2 separate regions of the Mus musculus genome follow, and region 2 is linked to region 1. A link is a loop called in an ENCODE intact Hi-C map of the cell type or tissue named here. Cell type or tissue: gastrocnemius. All regions are shown on one strand. Each heading gives the region's core, and the rest is flanking DNA. Links, peaks and the distances in the headings are about the cores only. Region 1 has its middle 4.5 kb from the start of Abcg3. Region 2 has its middle 29 kb from the start of Gbp6.

The links. Peaks named below come from ENCODE experiments on the same cell type or tissue, not always from the same donor. Only the 100,000 strongest peaks of a DNase experiment are listed, where the experiment ranks them.
Region 2: it touches region 1 in a loop (9-fold over the local background); 22 of 42 quality-filtered maps call a loop at or near these places.

Annotation. Positions count from the first base shown.
Region 1 is chr5:104,983,070-104,991,409 of GRCm38, forward strand. It overlaps the pseudogene Gm5870. Among named protein-coding and RNA genes, the nearest start is that of Abcg3, 4.5 kb to the left of the region's middle. In gastrocnemius, for the core only: a CTCF peak has its summit at 3,849 (motif pointing right); DNase peaks (open chromatin) are centred at 3,839, 6,239 and 6,557; H3K27ac peaks cover 1,630 bases.
Region 2 is chr5:105,319,011-105,327,350 of GRCm38, forward strand. It overlaps the pseudogene Gbp11. Among named protein-coding and RNA genes, the nearest start is that of Gbp6, 29 kb to the left of the region's middle. In gastrocnemius, for the core only: a CTCF peak has its summit at 3,724 (motif pointing left); no DNase peak of the experiment used is centred there.

The DNA of each region.
Region 1 (8,340 bases), core at 30-8,029:
GTTTTGTTTTGTTTAACAAATGGGATAAAATAAACAGGAGATGAATATATGCTTATCACAGAACAGGACAAACAATGGGTCAGGACGACAAAGGATATGTTTTGTTAAGTGCCCATGCTTTTAATATAATTTGATTTATAGCTTCTTTTTATAACTGAAGAGACCAATTAAGAAATAATTCAGTGTTTACGATTGTAATCCCTATAATCGAGAGGCTGGGACAGGAGGTTGGGAGTTTGTGTGCCAGGCCTAAACATCGAACTCTATCTGAAAAAGAGCAAGAAGAGGGCACAGTGATTAAGTATGGACTGTTTACTTGGGTCAGACTGCTCTGTGTGTGTGTGTGCGTGTGCGTGTGCGTGTATAGCATTGGACGAACCTTAAGCCAATGTTGAAGTCATCCAAGTAAAATTTCAGTACTCAAGACGTTTTTAACATTCAAGCATGGATTAAGAAGGGACATTAAGTCGGCGCCCGACTCCCAGCCCCACCCTACCCCGCCCGGTTCTACAGTTTTAGCTTCTAGATGTGGCCACCTGTCCTGAAATGAAGGAGATGGTTGTACCTCAAACCTGACTAAAATCTCTCTTGTAAGTCTGTGTATGACTTCCACACCCGGTGCCTGCGGAGGCCAGAGAGATCTCTAGATCCCCGGGAACTAGAGTTACGAATGGCTGTGACCGCCCATGTCCCAGATCCTCAGGAAAGAACAGCAAGTGCTCTATACCATGGAGCCATCTCTCCAGCCATGGCTGAGAGCTTTGAGACTCAATTACAAGCCTACATTTTCTGGTTTGGTAGGAAGACAGTATCATTAAGTGAATCCTCTCGCTTTCTGGGAATAACTACTAAATGGAAGTTTGCCGGTTGTGACGGTGAGGTACTAAGGATCTGTGTGGTGTACGTGTGTGATGTAGGTGTGTACACATGCTGGAACATGTCTTTTCTGGTCTTGTCTATTTGGTGTTCTGTGTGCTTCTTGTGCCTTCTCTTAGTCTTAGGGAAGCTTTTGCCTATGATCCTGTTAGTCTGTTCTATTCCTCTGACTTGGGCTTCTTCTCCCTTACCTGGGCCTGTAATCGAAAGGCTCATTTTGTCTATGTTGTCCCACATTTCCTGGGTGTTCCTTTCCCGTGTTATTTTCTTCTCCATATTCCTTGATTATTTGCTCTAGATCTCTGCTTTAACTTTGAGTTCTGATTTTCTTTTTTCTTTCCTTTTTGTTTTTGTTTTTGCTTTTCGAGACAGGGTTTCTCTGTATAGCCCTGGCTGTCCTGGAACTCACTTTGTAGACCAGACTGGCCTCGAACTCAGAAATCCGCCTGCCTCTGCATCCTGAGTGCTGGGATTAAAGGCCTGTGCCACCATGCCCAGCTGAGTCGAGATTTTCCATGCGTCAAGGTTTCCTGTGGGTTCTAGCTGAGTTACTGGACTCTCCCTCTCCATCTCAGCTTGAGTCCTCCTCAGTGTTTCTGTCTCCTCATGGAGTTCCATCCTCAAGACCGGGCCTGTCTTCATCATTTCCTTCAGCCTGGTGTGTGTTCTCTCAGGCATCACTCGGGCACATAGACTCTTTCTCCTTGATTCACTGAGCTGTTTCTTTGCATCCTCTTTAAACCCCTTGAACTCTGATATAATTAAAGAAGTTCTTGTGGGGCTGGAGAGATGCCTCAGAGGTTAAGAACACTGGCTGTTCTTCCAGATGCCCCTGAGTTCAAGTCCCAGCAACCACGTGATGGCTCACACCATCTATAATGAGATCTGATTCCTTCTTCTGGCCTGCAGGTGTACATGCTGACAGGGCACTCACATTTATAAAATACATAAATAAATCCTTCTTAAATAAAAATTTTAAAGAAGTCCTATAAAAAATATTTCCCTGAAGTAGTAACTATCTCTAATGAGTGTGTTATAGTCTGTGGATTTTCCTTTAACAATATTTACAAAGTTAGGGGATATCAGAAAGAGTTTAACCAGAGTCTCTATGCTAAATTCCTGAAGTTTCCAAAGCTCTCACTGCAGGCATATGATCTCTGAGGTGAATCTTTATGAGGTCATTTGATGGTTTAAGTTTGAACCCTGGGAATAAAACCACAGCCCCCATCTCTCTTATCTCCTGTCACTAATTGTAAAACAAACAGCTCTCCCCACAGCGAGACATCCTACTACAGTGGGCCAGAGATCAGAGGTTGGGCTGCCATGTTTTTAGGACCAATTTGGAAATCTTGAGTCCTTAGAACTGATTTAGCTCGTAATAGAAGATATCCTTTCTGTTACAGCTTTCACTAGCGTCTTCCTGAAGAAACCTTTATCCCAAGCAGCACTTTCTTCACATCTCTCTCAGGAAAGCTTCCTCCCTCAGTGAACTGCTCTGAAAATTGTTTGCCACCTCTTGACAGCCCTGTCTTTACAGCATATCCTCATTCCCTTTGTTTAAAGGTTCATTCTCTCTTTTTATTTTTATGTATTTGGATGTTTGTCCACAGGAATGTAAGTGCACACTGTGTGTGTGCGCGCGCACCCACTGAACCCAGAAGAAGGTGTCAAATCCCCTAGAACTTAAGTTAGAGAAAGCTGTGAGCCACCATATTGGTACTGGGAATTAAATCCAGGTCCTCAGGAAGAGCAGCCAGTGGTCTTAATCACTGATCCATCTTCCAGACCAATCCAGGTATGTTTATATACAAACATTTGTCAAACTATAATTCTTATTAACTCACAGTAAGCTGAAATAGATGGATGTCAGAAACATACCTGACCTATGGTACATCTTCCTCATTTTTCCCCTTTTTTATTAAATTACTATTAAATACTCTATTTAATATACTATTAAATATTTATTATTAAATTATTATTAAATATTCTCATATGCGGGGAAGGGTTGTACACACCTTGAACCCCAGCAGTATAGAGGCAGATTCTTTCTTTATGGCCTTAAAGGTAAGTGATTTTCTATAAATTTCATGATTGTATATACCATCTCCCACGGTAAAAATTTTTAGGAATAAGAACCATTTTACTGGCTTTCATACTTGGTGAAAAATGTGTCCTTAGGACAGAAGCAAACCCATCACACAGAGAGTCCCTGGCTTGTGATGGTTGACTCAGCCATTTCTCAATTTCAAGATGATGTTATGGCCATGTATACTTTTTAGAAACTGTACTTTCACTTTTTAAAAGTGTGTTTTTGTTGTTGTTGTTGCTTGCTTGCTTGTTTGTATGTTTGAGCAGGATCTTCATGGACTAAAACCAGTGAGTTGCTCTGTAGTCCAGGTTGTTCTCAAACTCATGGTCCTTACGCCTTAATCCTTACTCTGTAGCTCCTACAAGCTTGTACCACCACACCAGGCTGCACTCTGAACTGTGAATTTTGATATTTGCTGTGTTGAGCGGCTGCAATAAGTTGTGGCTCCCAGTCAGTCACGTGATCAGAAAGACAATTGAGTGACACATTTCATTGTGCTGCAAGTTATTGCCTTCAGTTGTCTAGTGCTTAGGTATGTTAAATGCATTTGTAAACTGTCAATACTTTCAACTTACAGCGGATTTATAAGGGTCGGTGTAATATCCTTATAGGTAGACCTGTATAAAAAAAAATAATAATACATACAGGGGATAGAAGTGCATGATGTGAAGACAGGACTGGCAACTTCAACAAAGTGACAGGACTCAACATTAATTCACAAAGATTAGTAGCCTTCCCATACACAATGGCAAATGATCTGGGAAAGAAATCAGGGAAACTGTGCCATACTTCCCAAGACAGTCTCAAATAGCTGGCAAGCTTGTTTAAAGGAGGAACCTTCTCAGAGAAATGACTAAAGCAGAGCAGGAGAAGTCACCACTAGGAGGCAGTATGCTCCTCACTTACAGTAACTACTTTCACTTCTGCCCAATTTCCCAGAATTACAGTTTTTAAAATATTTCTCCCCAGGAATAACTTCTCAAACAGAAAATATCTGTTGTGTTTTTTTCTTTACCGTTGGAAACCTAGTAATCTAGAGGTGTAGCTCCCAAGTGATCTTGATTGAACATTTAGAATTAATTATGTTTTTATTAGTTGTCAAATAATTAGAGAAAGATGACACCTGAGATTTGTAAGAGGAATTATTGTCACTTGGGGAGGAGCAGGGATCTGTCTGCCGCAGCTTTAGACTTCTGCATGGAGGGGTAATCCTTGGGTTTTGCACAGCTCATCAAGGCACACATCCTCCAGTTCCTGTTGTAGCTGAGTAGAGTGGTCATATCCTTGCTGCTCAGCTCAATGCCAAAGACCTTAAAGTTCTCAGCAATATGCTCTGGAGTCACAGAATTGGGGATCACTACCAAGTTCTTCTGAATGGGGAACAGGATCACTATCTGGGCTGCAGTTTTATTGCACTTGGCTGCAATTGCCTTGATCCTGGATCCTCCAGGAGAGAAGGGTCTTCAGGCTTGGCCCAGGGCCTATCAGGAGAACCAAGGGGGACTGTATGTAGTCACCATGATGCCTTTGCAATGGCCGTACTCAATCGACTTCTCCTGAGTTAGGTATGAGTGGCACTTGATCTGGTTAACTGCAGGCTTATATTTTAAGCCAGGTTTGTTCAAGATCCTCTCAATCTGAAGAGGGTTGAAGTTGGAGATACCAATTGTTAGAGGCAGCCTTGCTCCTGCAGTTCCCCTCAATCCTGTCTCAGCAGTGCCACTCAACTGACAAGAACTGGACACATCCCTGCTTTGCTCCAGACCAGAGACTCCCCTAACCTTAGTGGAATCCAAGAACCTGCTGACATGAACTTCTTCCCAGTCCTGGTGTGGACTCTGTGTGCATTCTACCTGAGCCTGCAAATGGGTGGCCGTGCTGACCCAACAGATGAATAGGGGGAGAGTTCACTGAAGTAGAATTAAGGTACCAGTTTACCTCCATGCTGCTGACCTGCTCCTTTGTCCCTTTATCACTCTGAGTTCTGCACCAAATGTCTAGGAGAATAAATTAAGGACCCTGAAGCTAGGTGCCTGGACATGGCCCAGTCTCCAAGGGGCACTCCCTTGTTTAATCCTTCCTGTGAAAACACAATGGTTCACTCTGCAGCTCCCCCCGCCCTGCTTTGTGTTTCAACCTTTAGTTTGAGGCCAAGAAGAGCAAAAAGTCAGAGGCTGAGAGAGAAGCCAGATTGAATCACTCAGCTTGGAGAGGAGTTTGAGCCAGAACAGCTGAGTTGAGCAGCCAGTCAGAGCTCAGAAAGAACAGGAAAGGGTGAGCTTATTCAGCAGTAAGTCTTAGAGGCTGAAAACACTCTAGGCCTGGATTAGAATGTACCAAGTCCAGAAGTTCCAGGAGTAGGCCGAGGTTAGCAGGCAGAGGCAGCAAGCCTTGGAGACAACAACTATATCAGCAGAATAAAAGCTACTTTTACAAAGGACCTCAGGGCCATCCTCCTTCAAGCTTCTGCTCACCAGGAAAGACTGAAACTGCAGCAGCATTTCTACCCAAACAGCAGGATAGAATGTGGAGTGTTTGTGTGGATAAAGCAAGCACATTTAAAAGACAAATCTTGTGTGGTCCTCTTAATTGCCTGGCATTTTACAGCCCATGGACAATGCTCTCTGCACCTAAACTCTCTCTAGCTCTCTCCTCTCTCACTCTCTCTCATTTTCTCACTCCTGTGCTCTCAGTTTGGTATGCTCTCTTGCCCTCTGACTCTTGCTTGTTCTCTGGCTCTCTCTTTCAAGCTCTTGTGCTCTCTCTCTTCCCCTCCCCTTCCCCTCTTTCATTCTAGAACCCTCTCAAGCTTTCCCATTTTTAATTTTTTTTATTTTTTAAAGCAATTCCAAAGTTTATTAGCCATAGAAAAAACTGATTTCTCAAAGTCAATTCTTATTCTCTGTAGAATAATATACGTGAACAGAAAATCACTACACTTTTGGTCCAAGATATGTTGGGTTTTTTCCTTCTTCTTCTTCAGATGACAGATGGATGTAGCCCAATCTAAGATCACGTGTACTTGCCCCAAATGTTCAGCATAAATACAGAAGCGATGAACAGAAGACTCATCACCAGCACTGGGACAAGGCCCACTTTGAGCCCTGAGGAATCTTCCGTGTAGAATCGCCACATCCCCCCAGTCCCTGCAGAGGTGGTGCGGCCTGCGCTCCGGGTCCCACAGCTGGCATTTTTTCTCTGCCAGACAGTGGATCCTGCAGCCCTTGTGGCCACCGCTTTGCTGGGAGAGTGGCCAGAGGAACCCACGTTGGTGCCACTGGGCTTTGGACCCGGCATGCTGATGCCTAAGAACGGTGGGCACAGGAGGCAGGAAGAGGGTAGTCGGGAAGCTTTCCCGTTCTTGCTCTTTGTTCAGCTACCTTATTCTCTCTCTCTCTCTCTCTCTCTCTCTCTCTCTCTCTCTCTCTCACTCTCTCTGTCTCTCTCTATGTCCCCCTCTCTCTCTGCCCCAACCCCACCATGTTTATTTAGTCCTTAGATTTTCATTTGCTGTACCGTTCTCCCTATTGTGGACGACAAAACCTCAAATCCAGTTTTGCAAACAGATCCTCTCCCCAGGTGGAAAGGAATCCTGGCTGCCTTCCAACATGGCACAGATCTTTGTCAGGTCCTCTGTGTTAGTTTGCTGCTCAACCCTGCAAAGTTCTTTGGGATTTTGTCTTTATTTCTTTATCTCTATTTCATTGTTGTTCTTATTCTTTTCTGGTGGCATGGGTGGTGGGTAGAACCTTGTACCTGCTAGGTGAATTATGTCCCCAGCCTGAGATTCTCTTTTTCTTTTCTTTTTTTCTTACTTTTTTTGGTTTTCTCTTGAAGGTAGACACATTCAGGATGTCTAAAACTGTTTGTAGGTCAATAACAGGGGCATAAGGTACATGTGTTTAAAAGTTCTAGAATCACATCCCACCTGCTCTTTGGAGGCAGAGAAGGCAGTGAACCTGAGGACAGCTCTGGACTATACAGCAAGTTCCAGGCCAGCCAGGGGACGCACTCCTCAAATGAATCTATGCCAATGAATTTCACGTCAGCTAATGCATTGTGGGGACTCTACAGCACATGCCCATTTCTGGTCCCGTTATGTCTGCAGTTGAAGAGGAGAGCAGCAGTAGATGCATGTGTGCCAAGCCTACCCTGGTTTTCACTCAGGCCAGACTCTGGTCCAGGAAACGGCCTTGTCCACATTCAGGGTTGGTCTTCCTACTGCAGTTAGCCCAGTTAAGAAAATGTCTCAGGGTATTCTGCACAGGTGAGAGTGTGGAATACAGAAGCTAACAGCTTCTGGGACAGGCGAGAGCCACAGAGCTTCTAAGCTCTAGCCCCCTTTTCGGGCCCCAGACATCCAGCCACTTTCCCGGCCAGAGGATAGGTGTCCACCCGGCCCAGGAGTGCTTTGCCTGAGCATTGGCGGCAGATATCTTGGTTCCAGGACTCCGCCGAGAGAATTCTGCACAGGTGAGAGTGTGGAATACAGAAACTAACAGCTTCTGGGACAGAACAAAGCAACTCAGCTTCGGGGACAGGTCCTGTTTTGGGCCTTCATCTTCGGCCAGGAGGGAGGTCCTAACACCAGATATCTGTGCACCTTCCATGTAAGAGGAGAGCTTGCCTGCAGAGAGTGCTCTGACCACTGAAACTCAGAGGAGAGATCTAGTCTCCCAGGTCTGCTGATAGAGGCTAACAGAATCACCTGAGGAACAAACTCTAACCAGAGACAACTAAATCAACCAACTCCAGAGATTACCCGATGGCGAAAGGTAAATGTAAGAATCTTACTAAAGAAACCAAGACCACCACCATCACCAGAACCCAGCACTCCCACCTCGCCCAGTCCAGGGCACCCCAACACACCTGAAAAGCTAGACCTGGATCTAAAAGCATATCTCATGATATCTCATGGTAGAGGACATCAAGAAGGACTTTAATAACTCACTCAAAGAAATACAGGAGAACACTGCTAAACAGGTAGAAGATCTTAAAGAGGAAGCACAAAAATCCCTTAAAGAATTGCAGGAAAACACAACCAAACAGGTGATGGAATTGAATAAAACCATCCAAGACCTAAAAAGGGAAGTAGACAAAATAAAGAAAACCCAAAGTGAGGCAACACTGGAGATAGAAACCCTAGGAAAGAAATCTGGAACCATAGATAAGAGCATCAGCAACAGAATACAAAAGATGAAAGAGAGAATCTCAGGTGCAGAAGATTCCATAGAGAACATTGGCAAAACAATCAAAGAAAATAGAAAATGCAAAAAGATTCTAACTCAAAACATCCAGGAAATCCAGGACACAATGAGAAGACCAAACCTATGGATAATAGGAGTAGATGAGAATGAAGATTTTCAACTCAAAGG
Region 2 (8,340 bases), core at 122-8,121, 340 kb after region 1:
TGAAGTGCCCCTCCTTATCTTTTTTGATGACTTTGGGTTGGAAGTCAATTTTATTCGATATTAGAATGGCTACTCCAGCTTGTTTCTTCATACCATTTGCTTGGAAAATTATTTTCCAGCCTTTCATTCTGAAGTAGTGTCTATCTTTTTCTCTGAGATGAGTTTCCTGTAAGGAGCAAAATGTTGGGTCCTGTTTGTATAGCCAATCTCTTAGTCTATGTCTTTTTATTAGGGAGTTGAGTCCACAGATATTAAGAGATATTAAGGAAAAGTACTGTTGCTTCCTATTATTTTTGTTGTTAAAGTTGGCATTCTGTTCTTGTGGCTGTCTTCTTTTAGGTTTGTTGAGGGATTACCTTCTTGCTTTTTCTAGGATGTGATTTCCGTCCTTGTATTGGTTTTTTTCTGTTATTATCCTTTGAAGGGCTGGATTTGTGGAAAGATAATGTGTGAATTTGGCTTTGTCGTGGAATACTTTGGTTTCTCCGTCTATGGTAATTGAGACTTTGGCTGGGTATAGTAGCCTGGGCTGAAATTTGTGTTCTCCTAGTGTCTGTATAACATCTGTTCAGGCTCTTCTGGCTTTCATAGTCTCTGGTGAAAAATCTGGTGTAATTCTGATAGGCTTGCCTTTATATGTTACTTAACCTTTTTCCCTTACTGCTTTTAGTATTCTCTCTTTATTTAGTGCATTTGTTATTCTGATTATTATGTGTTGGGAGGAATTTCTTTTCTGGTCCAGTCTATTTGGAGTTCTGTAGGCTTCTTTATGTTCATGGGCATCTCTTTCTTTAGGTTTGGGAAGTTTTCTTCTATACTTTTGTTGAAGATGTTTGCTGGTCCTTTGAGTTGAAAATCTTCATTCTCATCTACTTCTATTATCTGTAGGTTTGGTCTTCTCATTGTGTCCTGGATTTCCTGGATGTTTTGAATTAGGATCTTTTTGCATTTTCCATTTTCTTTGATTGTTGTGCTGATGTTCCCTATGGAATCTTCTCCACCTGAGATTCTCTCTTCCATCTCTTGTATTCTGTTGCTGATGCTCACATCTATTGGTTCCAGATTTCTTTCCTAGGGTTTCTATCTCCAGCTTTGCCTCACTTTGGGTTTTCTTTATTGTGTCTACTTCCCTTTTTAGGTCTTGGATGGTTTTATTCAATTCCATCACCTGTTTGGTTGTGTTTTCCTGCAATTCTTTAAGGGATTTTTGTGCTTCCTCTTTAATGTCTTCTACCTATTTAGCAGTGTTCTCCTGTATTTCTTTAAGTGAATTATTAAACTTCTTGATGTCCTCTACCATCATCATGAGATATGCTTTTAAATCCGGGTCTAGCTTTTCGGGTGTGTTGGGTGCCCTGGACTGGGCGAAGTGGGAGTGCTGGGTTCTGATGATGGTGAGTGGTCTTGGTTTCCGTTAATAAAATTCTTACGTTTACCTTTTGCCATCTGGTAATCTCTGGAGTCAGTTGTTGTAGTTGTCTCTGGTTAGAGATTGTTCCTCTCTTGATTCTGTTAGTCTCTATCAGCAGACGTGGGCGACTAGCTCTCTCCTCTGAGTTTCAGTAGTCAGAGCACTCTCTGCAGGCAAGCTCTCCTCTTACAGGGAAGGTGCACAGATATCTGGCGTTCGGACCTCCCTCCTGGCCGAAGATGAAGGCTCAAAACAGGACCTATCCCAGAAGCTGTGTTGCTTTGGCCTGTCACAGAAGCGGATAGCTTCTGTAGTCCACACTCTCACCTGTGCAGACTACTTTCGGCAGAGTCTTGGAACCAAGATGTCTTCTGCCAATGCTGAGGCAAAGCCCTCCAGGGCTGGGTGGACACCTATACTCTGGCCGGGAAGGTGGCCAGATGTCTGGAGCCTGAAAAGGGCGCTGCCTCAGAAGCTCTGTGGCTCCTGCCTGTCCCAGAAGCTGATACCTTCTGACGAACCTAGCACACTGTTTCAGCTCTTGCAGTTTCACTCTTTCAAAACCATTTTGAGGCACCAGACTAAAATCTAAAATATTAACAAGGCCTGATGTTTAATTTTGTGTTAGTGAGGACCACATCTGACATTATACTTGGTCAATGTTTTTTTGAAGTTTTATTTTTTCTTTTCCTGAATGTTCCTGTGTCTGCAACTCTCCTTCCCCATCACAGATCTACTTTTGACAGGACATGTTTCTGGCCACCTCGACAAAGTCACTACCAAAATTAATGGCTGTGCCTGTCCCCTCAACCCAAAGTCAAGCAGCCTCTGAATGGGGAGTGAGGATGATTATAGGAAAGTCAGAAAGAAGACTCAGAGACAAGAATTAGAATTGGGAAGCCTGAAGGTGAATACCACATCAGCCTCGACTTTATTTTATTAGCCTTCTTATATCTCTCAGTGCTGTGGGAAACAAAGTCGCAAGGTAGCAGAAACAATGGGTGATGTACAAACAGGATATCTCTTCCCATCCAGAGGCTTTCCTGTTCCTTACTCCAAGATTCATAGAATGTTCATCCCCTTGCCTTTAACCCCATGTGTATTTCCTCTTATTGTTCCATGAGTCAGCAAGCCAAGAAATCTGCCAGTAGACCCTGACCTGCCTTGACTGTGCCTGGCAGGCAGGCTTTTACTGAAGCAAACAAAATGGCTCCCAATAAAACAGCACCAAGATGTCTCCTTTACACAGTTCATTTTTTTGAACATGACATCTTATAAGACATGAAGAGAGAGAAAGTAAGCTTCTCCAAGATTCTAGAAATCATAGGAATGTCTATACTTTAATTTTGAAATAATAAATGTAAGTACTTTTAAAAACAGATCATATTGTTCTAAAACAATATTTTCTGGATATGACGGGGCTATGACAGTAGCTATGGTTGTTGGCACAATTTACACACGATCAAGCCAGTCAACATCCACTGTGGAGAGGCAGTGAGCTCATGAGACCCTACCCCTAGCTGAGGAACTACTAGCAGTTGATATCTGGTCACTAGGAGAGGGAGAGTGTGTTTTCTATGGGGGTATTGGTCATGATCAATTGTCCATGGTCTGGTAGATGGTGTCTAATGCCCAGGGACATGAGGCCAGGATTAATTTAGTCACAGTAAGAAGAAAGAGGAAGAGGTAGGGGAGGGGGAGACATGCAGATGGGAGGGGAATTTGAGGGTGACTTAGAGGAGCTGGGGGTGGGTATACTCTAAATATATTATATTCATTAATGCACTAATAGGGGTTCTTGGGTCTCTTTATTCATACGGCCCATTATCAATGTTAACAGTGTATTCCTTTTAATCTTCTTTATAAGTATGTATACATATAACCTTGGGATATGTGATGGAAGCACCAGGGGTCCTTGGGTTTGAGAAAAGGAAGTCAGATCCCTTGGAGTTGCATTCACAGGTAGTTGTTACCTGCCCCAGGAACCGAGCTACCCTGGATGAGCATTGTGCATTCTTGACCACTGAGCCATCTCTGAGCTGTCCACCTCCCATGTGCCCCATGGACTCTCTTATACTCTATACAATCATTTCTCTTTTAATACAGTTTCCCTGCTACTTTACAAATAAATAAATATGATATAAAAACAGCATGCATAAATTGTATTGACCGCCTGTGGAAATAATATTTTGATATATTGGTTTACATAAAATGCATTATTTAAATTATTTTTAAAAAAGCAAAGCCTCAAAGAAAACATCATTAATCTATAAATGTTGTTTCCTGGTACTCAAGTCTTGGTCTTGGGTTCCCTCTAGTGGCTTATGCCATTTCTAGAAGCAGAGATTTCATCCTGCACTGGTGGGTTTTAACTTATTGTCACTATCCTAAATTGTGAATTTGCTTTCCCAGCACTCTTCATGAAATGTATAAGACTGAGAATGTCATGGAATGCATATATCCGTTCAACATTTGACTCCAACTTATTTTCCCAAGATGAAGCCAGTAGATTAGGCTTTTTATTAATCTTCCAGAGGGCATTTTACTTGTGTTCTTGCATGTTGGCATGATAGTAGCATTTCTAATAATGATTGCACAGTTGTATGGTGTTTTCACTTTATTTTTAAGATATATTTTAGCTCAATTTAGATCATTATACAGATAGGTTGACTGATATTTGTTTCTTCACTATATAGTACTACAAGATCAAGCCATATAAAAATTTGTTGCCAATCTAACTCAGGGATGTTTAAGTAGTTTCCAGGTTATCACAGTTATAATATCAATGACTTTTCCTATTGTTATGATGAAATACCCTCACAAAACCAACTTAAGAAAGGGTTTGTTGTGGTCCATGAATCATGATGATACATTCTGTCAAGGTTGGAGAATGCATTCTGAGAGAAGTCGAGGCTGGCTTGTTGTATGGCATCCATAGTCAGGAAGCTACAAGTGGTAGGGCGATTTGTTTTCAACATTCTCTGTGTCTTCAGTCCACAAGAACAGTGCTGCCCACCCACAGAATGGGTTCCCTACCATATTAACCTGAGACAATCCTGCACAACCTATCCTGGGCTGAATGATCCTCACAAGAATACAGAAAACCTTGTCTCCTAGCTTATTCGATTTTCAGTTAAATTGGCCAGCAGTGATCGCATGTAATGACTAAATGCATAGCTTCCATAGGAATGTTTTCAAAATGTGTTCTCTAAAGGCAAGCATTGTCTGTGCAGACACGTAGGAGCTGTTCTATGTCTTCTGTGTGGGGCACAGATGCCCTCTAATCAGCACTTTTTATGTTTAATCTTCTCTGCAGAATGAAAATGGAAAACAGGCAGCTTCAAATAACACAAACTATATCACAGTCTCTCATTTGCTCCTAAAGAATGAAATAAGGCCTTTTATAGCCTTTTCAATCAGTAAAGAGGAAAGAAATAAAGCAAGGTCTCTTACAGCACTGTCCACAAAGAAATCACTGTTTTGTTTCATATCCTTGATGTTATGTCTCAGTCGATAGATCTCTCTTCTCATTTCCTCAGCTTTCTTCTTATAGCCTTCCTCAAGGAGAGCCTTTTGTTCCTAAAACAGTGAACATGACAGAAAAATAACTATTGTCAAGTTCAAACATTGTATGGCTTACAATTTGAAAACCTTAGCAAGCGATCCTTAGTGCATTTCTAAAAACTTTCCCTTACCATGAAGAAGATACACCAAAGTGAGACCTACACATTGTGAGGAAGCAGAGTTGAAACTTGACTAATTTTCATCTACCATGTTTGTTTCAGCTGTGATGGTAGTAAAGTTGTGCAAATGTGCTTAGGCTCATGTCCACAAAAATGCCACTGGGCTGACTGAGGAGAGCTCAACCCATGGAGAGTATATGGCAAATTTATCATGCAGACAAAGGCAACTCATTGGATGATAAAGAAGCTAATTACCATTTCACTTGCAGCTGGACAATGGGCATTGCTCCAATGTCCTGTGCTTCTTCAAGGAGGCTGTCTTTCCTGGGCACAACTTCAGAACCCGCAGAAACTATCGGGTCACTGTGCCTTTAAACTGGACATTTCCTTCAGTTTTATGCAGCATAGATCATCCTGGGGAGATTGGAGTGGGGTGGTAGGGGTTGTGGGGTGCAGTCAGGTGCCTGATGATCTGGACAACCAAGACAGACCAGTTTCTGGCATTATTATATTGCTTGGTTGGGAAGTTTGTTTAGTGAAACCTCATAAGGTCATTTTTAAATATCCCAAGTCTGTAAGCCAAACCATTGTAGTCATTAAAACCCTGAAAGAGCAACAGAAAACCTGATGTCCCCAGAGTCTACATTAAGAGCAAAATTCAAAGTGTACATGAAACATAACACATGATGTGGAGAGACTATTAGCAATAATATATTATGACTGTGTTCTTCCCATGACCTGGCTGACAACTTTCTCCTACAGCCTGGGGTACTAGAACCACCAGGAGGATCAGGAGCCCCACCTTCATTAGCTTCTCCAGCATCATGTTATGGTCTTTGATGAGCTGCTCTCTCTCCTGCATCAGCTTCCTTCTCAGTTGCTCTAGGTTTTCCTTGTTCCTTTTCTCTTGAGCCTCCATATACTTCTGCTGCTCCTTCTGCTTCTGTCTTAGCAGATCCTGCTCCTTCTCAGCTGCCTCCTTGTTGGTGCACTTCTCTGCCCCAAGAAGATTCAGGAGAGATGAAAGTGATGGTTCAAGTAAAATGTTAACATTCCACAACCCAAAGAGCAATTCAAATATGAAAAAGAACATAGGAAACCAGACTCAACTCTGGTCCACACTTGGGGAGCATGTTTCTGAAGATAATGGAGAAGACCATGCCCATGTGACTGACACACAGTCAGGACTGCCTGTGGCTTCCAGGGTGGGCATCCACAGAAAGATAGAAAGCTAATGCTCTTGGCATGGGTTTAATATGGCTTCTATCAGAAAGCCATGGTAGGAATCTGACCTCTGCTGAGAGCCAAGAGACATGTTCCTGTACCTGCAATGGCCTTCTGCCCAGCAATGAGGGCTGTGTCTGCCTGCAGGATGGAACTCTCAATGATGGCCTGTGACTGAAGAAAGCTCTGGAAGACTTCAATTGCCTGTAGGACCAAGAGGGTGCAAAGAACCCTGATAAATCCTGAGAGAGTGAGGACCCATGAGACTCAACAGAGTCCTCACTGTGCCTCATTGTCAAATACCACAGGGAAGCAAGCAGATGGCCCAAGCTCTTCAGTGGCCCTGGATACTTCCTGACCTGTGGCTCCCTCCAGTAACCTCAACTAGAGATGCCTGCATCCTCTCAGATGTAGCATATCCATGTCATGTGCAGTTGTGAATGCTTCAACCTATGATGCCTTTAGATATTGTATTCTGCTGTAAAATACTGCATGATTGCGTATAAGCCAAGTCCTTCTCTCTTGCTGGGTGTATTCATAAGCAAATCACTTTACCTTCCCAAGCCTTGTAGTAGAGATGTGTGAATGTGCACAGTAGTGGGGGCATTGCTCAGTGCATTTAAAAAACTAAAGAAAGGTCTAAAAGAAGTACTTAAAATGGTATCACTGGCAATAACAGTAATATTTTAGCTATATTATTACACTCACTACTCCACAGGTAGACCATCCTGACAGAAATATAGAGTTATCACTCAGAATGCTTTGTGAGAATATTTCTAACAATTCATACTAAAAAGGAGTCATTTTGCACCTACCATGGTCAAGGTAAAGCACTTGCCTTGCAAAGCAAAGCCCTGGCTTTGGTCACCAACACCAACATAAAGCTAAGGTATCAGGCTATCTTCATGTTTTCTCATTCCTCTAAGCAGGGAGTTCCCGTGCTACCTGCTCCTCATCTTCACCATGTTCCCATGTTCCGCGCTCATCTTCACCCCATTCACAGCCTCAGAATGTTCCCTGTTCCTTACCTTGACCCCATTCCTGGGCTCCCTGCTTTTAATCTTTATCCCATTGATGTGCTACCTGCACTTCACTTTCACCAAATTCCCATGCTCCCTGCTCCTCACCTTCACCCCTTTCCTGGGAACCTGCTAGTAGTCATGTTCAATCTTCTCCCTCATGTCCATGTAGAGCCTGTGTCCCCCAGGAACAGAAAATGTTGAGATATTGTCCATCAAATCCTTTGAAAGTCGATCCAGTTCTTCCTGGCAGTATTTATCAGATGCCTCTTCATTCTTCAACAGGAAAAGCCCATTCTTCTCACTTATTAATTCCTACAATGGAAATGTACAGAGATCTGACACAATTGAAGGAACAGAAGGGATATAATTCCAAGAAACGTCATAGAAGAGCCAACCTATTCCCCATGAGAAAGCATTCCAGGGTAATAAGACCTCACGGGAATGTGAAGTGCTAAAACCTGAACTTGGGTGCTCAAAAAGCTGTGGAAGCCCACACTAAATGCATTTGCATTCCTGGTATTGAAGACCTATAAAGACATGGGGTACATGCTACCATCTCTGGTTCCTTGTAGTTGTCCAGTCCTGGAATTCTATCTTCAAAGACAAAATGATATAACACGGAGCAATAGAAGAACACTAGGCTCTACAGAGACTCCAGTGAGAAACAGTGTCTTAGGAACAAAAGAATATAGCAGCTTCAAGGATGCACTATAGATGTCCTGGGCAGGATCACAGTCCACAAACATTAACTGGGTAAAGGATTTGGGACACTATATACTCATTATTCCATCTGTTAGACATTACTAGACTAAAAATACTGGAAATTTGGGAAGTAGACATGCAATCATCCATAACTATATTCTTCTTGATGCTCTGAAGGACATATCTTTGATTAAGAAATGTTACATATGGCCAATGAAGGCTCATCAACACTACAGTCTTGGAATGGTAGTGCCATGACATTTAATGCCATCAACAGATTACCACCAGCTTCTTCAGG